2 separate regions of the Homo sapiens genome follow, and region 1 is linked to region 2. The links are chromatin contacts, found by Hi-C or POLR2A ChIA-PET in ENCODE. All regions are on one chromosome and are shown on one strand. Each heading gives the region's core, a stretch centred on a gene start or an enhancer-like site at or near the end of the contact. The rest is flanking DNA. Distances are from core to core; before and after follow the strand shown.

The links. A loop is a pair of places that touch in the nucleus more often than their neighbours do. ChIA-PET counts read pairs that join two places held with the same protein, here RNA polymerase II (POLR2A). Pooled maps may share reads with other maps.
Region 1: a loop to region 2 is called in a pooled map, with 5 times the contacts of the local background. The contact joins the enhancer-like site here to the promoter of FENDRR in region 2. A Hi-C loop is called at or near these places in 3 of 37 single-sample maps with no recorded cell type and 5 of 50 pooled maps. POLR2A ChIA-PET finds 5 or more read pairs at or near these places in 1 of 52 experiments (K562).

What each region holds. Positions count from the first base shown.
Region 1 is chr16:87,061,236-87,064,152 of GRCh38, forward strand. LINC02181 (long intergenic non-protein coding RNA 2181) reads left to right here. Exons shown (of 3, transcript NR_126008.1): 3 at 1,517-2,756. Among named protein-coding and RNA genes, the nearest start is that of LINC02181, 4.9 kb to the left of the region's middle. Within about 2 kb of position 1,601, at least 4 of the 41 ENCODE cell types and tissues checked have a DNase peak (open chromatin) inside an H3K27ac peak, as active enhancers do.
Region 2 is chr16:86,507,072-86,510,112 of GRCh38, forward strand. FENDRR (FOXF1 adjacent non-coding developmental regulatory RNA) reads right to left here and starts at 1,789. Exons shown (of 4, transcript NR_033925.1): 1 at 1,584-1,789.

The sequences.
Region 1 (2,917 bases), core at 351-2,850, 550 kb after region 2:
GCCAAATGACACAATTTTTTGGTGTTAATTCTAGTATGATCACCTCCGTGCAACTGTACAAATCTGAATGACTCTCTCACCAGAGGCACTAATTCTATTTTCTTCAGTTCATACCTATCGAATAGCTCTCTCTGTTCTGCTAAGGAAGCAAAGTAAAGTACTTGGGACATAGAAGTTCATATTTTCTCCATATCATTTTACAAAGGTTCACTGATGCAAACGTGGTTCAATAAACAATGTTTATTTTTTATGGGTTAGTATCTTGCTCAAGAAAATTAGAACTAAGTTTCAGGAAGATTTATTTACATTTTGACTATTGTTCACTGGCCACTGCCACTCAATACTTAAATGACTTTCTCCCCAAAGGGCAAAATCTTTAAAGCAGAACAGAATTTATTTAAACAGCTGGTTTTTTGCACAATCATTTTATTAATACATAGGCTCGAGTTATGAATAGTGAGTGACTTGCACAATTTTTAAATTCATACAACTATAAAACTAACATGTCATTCAATTAAATTTTTAAAGAACTGTACAAGATTAATTACTACCAGGCTCGATGAAGTCATTGTCCTAAGCTACATTTACATATTTCTAAGTCTTTAAGTAGTATTTCAAACTGGAGGCAAATGAATACTGCTTCATTTTTTTTTTCCAGAATAAAGGATAACATCATTCTTAGGAAAAGGAATAAATCTTTTTGTTGCTGTTGTTGAATGCCAGTTTGTTTACAATACTTGTCAACATGCACACTACTTCTTTTTAAATTAAAAAAAGATATCGCAAATCATTACTTAAAACATAGTAAGAAATCACGTCATCCCATGAAGAGTCTAAACATTGAAATTATTCAAAATTGTTTTAAAATTATTTTAATTTTAATATCAAATATGTTGAAGAGTGATAAGCACCATCCTTAGTTGAGATTCTCTGTAGCAAGAGATGGGGATAGAAAAATGTTTGTTTTTAAAATAAACTAGAAACTTTTCTGAGTGGGGAAGAGGAGAAGATTACCCTGGAATCACTCAAGGGAGGTGGAGGTTTAACGCGTCTAAGAAGCTGGTTTACCATTTTAGCAGGTGCTGATGTAGTGAAATACAATGTCCAGGGTGCGTATTCACGCCACCACTGCATGAAAAGGAAAACGCTTTTTGAGAAGGCGAGACTACCATTATCTATACCTGCCTGGTTTCATTTGACCATTTTTACGCACATAACATTTCATATAACATAAAATGTACGTTCTTCATGATTACTCTAGGAGAAAGGTGAGGATCTTTTATTTTTTTAAATATGGGCAACTGATAAAATATTGAAATAGCTACTACGTTATTCCATTTTTATCTCAAACATTTCCAGGAAGTATTTCTTTAAACTCTAGCTGGGCACTATCTCAGACTGTTTGAGGAGGGTGAGCTATTTGTTAATTAACATTTGGCTTAAATACTATAAATGCTCTTTGATAGATTAGCACATTTCAGGAGAGGCCTCAAAAAGTTTTTCTTCTTGGGTTTAGAGCCCGATGGATACACCCTGGGAGAGGCGACGGGGTGGCCCCTGTGACTTCGGGCTGCGACGCGGTGTCGTCCCCACCCCCACCCCCCTCACTCTAGAAGTCACAGCGCCATCTACTGGACAGCGGACAAACCTCCCCACCCAGGGACGGGCTTCTCTGTTTAAGGCCATCCAAACTAGAAAGCTTAAAAATGCGTTTAAGAGGTAGAATACCATAGTTTACGGAACAGAAGAACAAGAACAAAACTCTCTAATCAAAATCACAGGGACCTGGAAATATTGGTCTATAGCAATTTGGTTTTTGGGGGTTTTGTTGTTGTTGTTGTTGTTTCGGGGGCGGGGAGGGAGTTGGTTTTGGTTTTTTGGTTGGTTTTTGTTTTTGTTTTTGTTTTGAGACGGTCTCACTCTGTCATTCAGGCTGGAGTGCAGTAGTGCGATCTCCACTCAATGCAGTCTGGACCTTCTGGGCTCAAGCGACCCTCCTGCCTCAGCCTCCCGAGCAGCTGGGAACACAGGCGCACACCACCACGCCCGGCTAATTTTTAAATTTTTTGTAGAGACAGGGCATTGCTATGTTTCCCAGGCTGGTCTCAAACTCCTGAGCTCAAGCGATCCTCCCGCCTCGGCCTCTCAAAGTGCTGGGATTACAGGCAGGAGCCACCACGCCTGGCCTATAGCAATTTTGAAAACTGGCTCAAGCCCATTCCTCTATCCCCTGACATAACCCCCCAAAGAGAAGACTTTTTAAAAAGGTAAGAAAACTGTTTTTTTTTCATTTTTAAGAGTTTTATATTAGCTATAAATTTCTGGAGTAAAGATTTGGTTCCACCTAGTCAGCTCCCACATTTTTCTCCCCATCATCCTTGGGGCTAAGGTGTAGGAGAGCTGGGTAGAGACACACACACTCACACACACGCGCACACACACGCACACACAGACACACACGTGCGCACACACACGCACCCAGACACACGCGCGCGCACATACACGCACACACATGCACCCAGACACGCACACACGCGCACACAGACACGCACACGCATGCACACACACAAAAACACTCCTTGTGATGGAGCTCTTTAATCCTCCTGGACCCTGAACGCTTTGGTGAACACAAGCGTACAAAACTAGGATAACCCAAATATTATTCTGAATTCTTTTTTTCAGTCGTTTAAGCAAAACAACTTTCATTTTTAAAGTTTATGTGATTTTTCCTTATAAATATCATCACATTCCACGATACATCTGTCCGATGTCGATTTCTGGACTTTCTTACGCAAATAACCATCCTGCCTTCCTCCTCCTTTTCCCTCCTAACTGATCATTAGATTTGCCTTGAAATTCCAGTATTAATTGCTTTATCTTGGAAATGAAAGGCAGGGTATTCTTTTCACAGAGAACT
Region 2 (3,041 bases), core at 539-3,038:
ATCAAGGGAGACCTCTCAGGGACATTGTAAGAGCTGAGAATGAAGTCTCTGAGCATGAAGGAAAGCCCTTCTTGCTACGGCTGTGGTTTTCCCCAGAATTCAGGGGGTCCCCTCCAAATTACAGAGCTGGGAGCTCATTCGCCTCCTCTCTCACGCCCCCACTTCTACACACACCCAGCAGTAGAGATGAGCAGTTGGGGAGAGCCTCCATCTTTGGCCTTCCTGAGACTCCCAGGCCTACTGGGCCGGCTCTTTCGCTGGGCTCCGTGACTGGCTGTTCTGTAAGGTCTGGTTTGCTATCAGAGCCGGTGAAAGGGCAGAAAGAAGGGTGGAAAGGAGGGAAAAATGGATCTCCGGGTTAGCCAACGATGGGACCTGCGGCTTCCCTTCCCCAACTGAAGAGGGCCCAGGAGTGAAGGAGTCTGCTGGGAAAGGGCTCCCCAACTTCATGCTCTAGGGACCCGCTCACTTTGAAGGCGCCCCATGAGTGGGGGAGGGGCGAGGGGAAGGGAGATGCTATTTCCACTTTCAGCGAGCCGCAGCGTGCGCCCTGCACCCCTAGCTGGCTTAAGAGCTGTGCAGCCTTCTCTGCTCACCTCTGCTAAGGGCCAGATGTGCTCTGGCAGTCGGCAGTAGCGACCCCTTCCTGGGAACAGAACTTTCCTCCGGAGGCCAGGGTCTCCTCATCTGCAACTGCCATTTGCCACACACACACACACAAAAGTTGGGAGAGAATGTGAGAATGCTTGTGTTCGTGGACGCGTGCGCACGTATGGAGCGGCGGTACCTATGATTATTTGCGCGTGGCGCCTGGCTATGCGTGGGCGAACGCGCAGTGGAGAACATGTGGGCGTGCATGAAGTGTGCACTTAAACCAAAGTGTGCCCTCCCCGTTGGGCAGGCCTGTGTGTTGGTCCAAGGGTTGGGAGCGCCTGAGCTGTGTGAGGGTCGCTGGGAAGGGTGTTTGAGGCCGTGGGCGGTGCGGAGCGTGTCTGTGTGCGCGGAGGCTGAGCTGGTTGTGTGAAGTGGTAGCGGGTCTGCCAGAGAGCGTTTACCTGCGTGAATGCACAACCACACACTACGGGTCACGTCCCACACTCATTCTTTCCCTAGGCGGGCCAGGCTGTCTGCACGCGGAGACCCAGAGAGGCCAGCGGAAGGGCAGCGCGGGAAGGCGGCTCTCTTCTCCCGCGAGCGCAGATCTGGCGGAGGAGGCGGCGACTGCCCGGCAGGCTGCGCCGGCGAGCCCCCCAGCTCCTCTCACCGACGTGCCAGGCGCCCCGAAGGCGACAGGCGTCTCCCGCCGAAAATGAAGGCGTCCGAGCCAGGAAGGTGGGGGCGGGTAGTTAGCGGGAGACAAGGAGTCCGGAGAAAACCGAGAGGCGGGTAGGCTTTGAACGCGCCGCGCCGCGGGCCGTGCTGCGAGCCCGGCACACGCCTCTCGCCCCAGCTCGCGCTGGGGCTTGGCCTCTAGGCTCTTCGCGATGACCCGCGAAAACACCCCTCGCCCCCCTCTTCTCAACTCGGAACCCTGGAGGGAGAGGCCGCGCCCGGCCAGCAGTCGCTGCGAGAGCAGCACTCACCTGGGTCTGTGCGCGCCGCGATGCGCCGGGGCTCCTGCGCTGTCCTGCGCTCCGCTCTCGGCACCACCTTTCGTGGCTCCACCGCCCCCAGCCCGCACCCGAGCGCTGAGGTGGCAAGGGCAGGTCTGCGTGCGAGCCCCCTGCGGGCTGGCAGCCAGGTGCGCGAGGGCCGCCCTTGCCGGCGCTCCCAGCCCGCGCTGTCTGCTCTCAGGAACCTGGCCTGGCGCGCAGTGTCAGAGGCCCCGCGGCGGCGGCAGGCCGAGCCCACAGGGGCATTAGGCCAACTCCCCCCTCCCGCCCTGCGCACGCGGAATTCTCTATTATTATTATTAAAGAATCCCCCAGAACTTGTTTACGTTAAACCCTGTAAACTTCCTGCCAGGGCCTTTGCCATCTCTCGGGAAATCGGAACCTGCGCTTTGAAAACGGGGCCGCGGGGCCAAATAGGCGGGTTTTCAGTGTGTGTTGGGGGTGGGGGAGGGCAACTGAACTACGTGTGAGTTCAGATCCGAGCGTGGCGTGTGTACGCGTGAGTGGGAGTGAGTGCGAACTTAAGCTCCTGTGGGCCTTAAGCTTCCGTGTCAACGAGTGCATTAGTGGGTGCGCACATGCCTGAGCGCCCTCTGCATATGAGTGTGCACACACGCATGGGTGTGTTTACACGTCTGTTTGCGTAATTTACCGGGTTTGCATGTGCATCAAGACATGTATGTGTGTGCTAATGTGTGGACAAGAGCGCGAGGGTGTGCGCGCACGGGTGAGTGACTGAGCACGCCGCTTATTCAGGGGCCTGTGCGGTCTGGGTCGCCTCTGGGCCAGCGGGTTCTCACTCGCCCCCGTCAGGCCCGCGGCGCCCGAGACAAAGCGGCCGCGACTCGTGCTGCGCTTTCGTTTTCCGCCTGCGCTCTGCCCCGGCGGCTGCCCGCCCGCTCGCAAGCTGCTGGGCGAGTCCGAAAAATCCCGGGAGCGGCGCAGTTCTTCCCGGGGCGGGGAGAGTGGGTAGGCGGTCCCTCGCGGGAACTTAGCCGGCCGGCCGCGAGGACCGGAGTCGAGCCGGCTGTGCCTGCGATGGTCACGACCGGGAGGCCGCCGCACTTGCGATTTGCTACAGGGCTGTGCGCGTCGGGGAAGGCCCCGGCCCAGGGAGCGTTTCCCGCCGCGCCGCCCGGGCGGGGAAGGCGGGGTCCAGCGCGCACCGGGGCTGAACCGCGGGCGGAGGGCGCATTAACACTTGCTCGCCAGGTTGGTGGAGGCGGGGCGGATTCTGCTGGCGGCCGCGGGGCGGCGAGAGTGGGGGCTCTTTAAGCGCCCACCAACGCGGGGGCCCGAGGGGGGCAGGGACGGAGGGAGGGAACTCCGGGAGGGTCTTAGGCCGACCCGCGAGACGCAGCCGAGCGGAGATGGAGTGAAGGCTGCCTCGCCCGGAATCTCGGAGCCGAGCGCCGCGGGCGGCGGGGA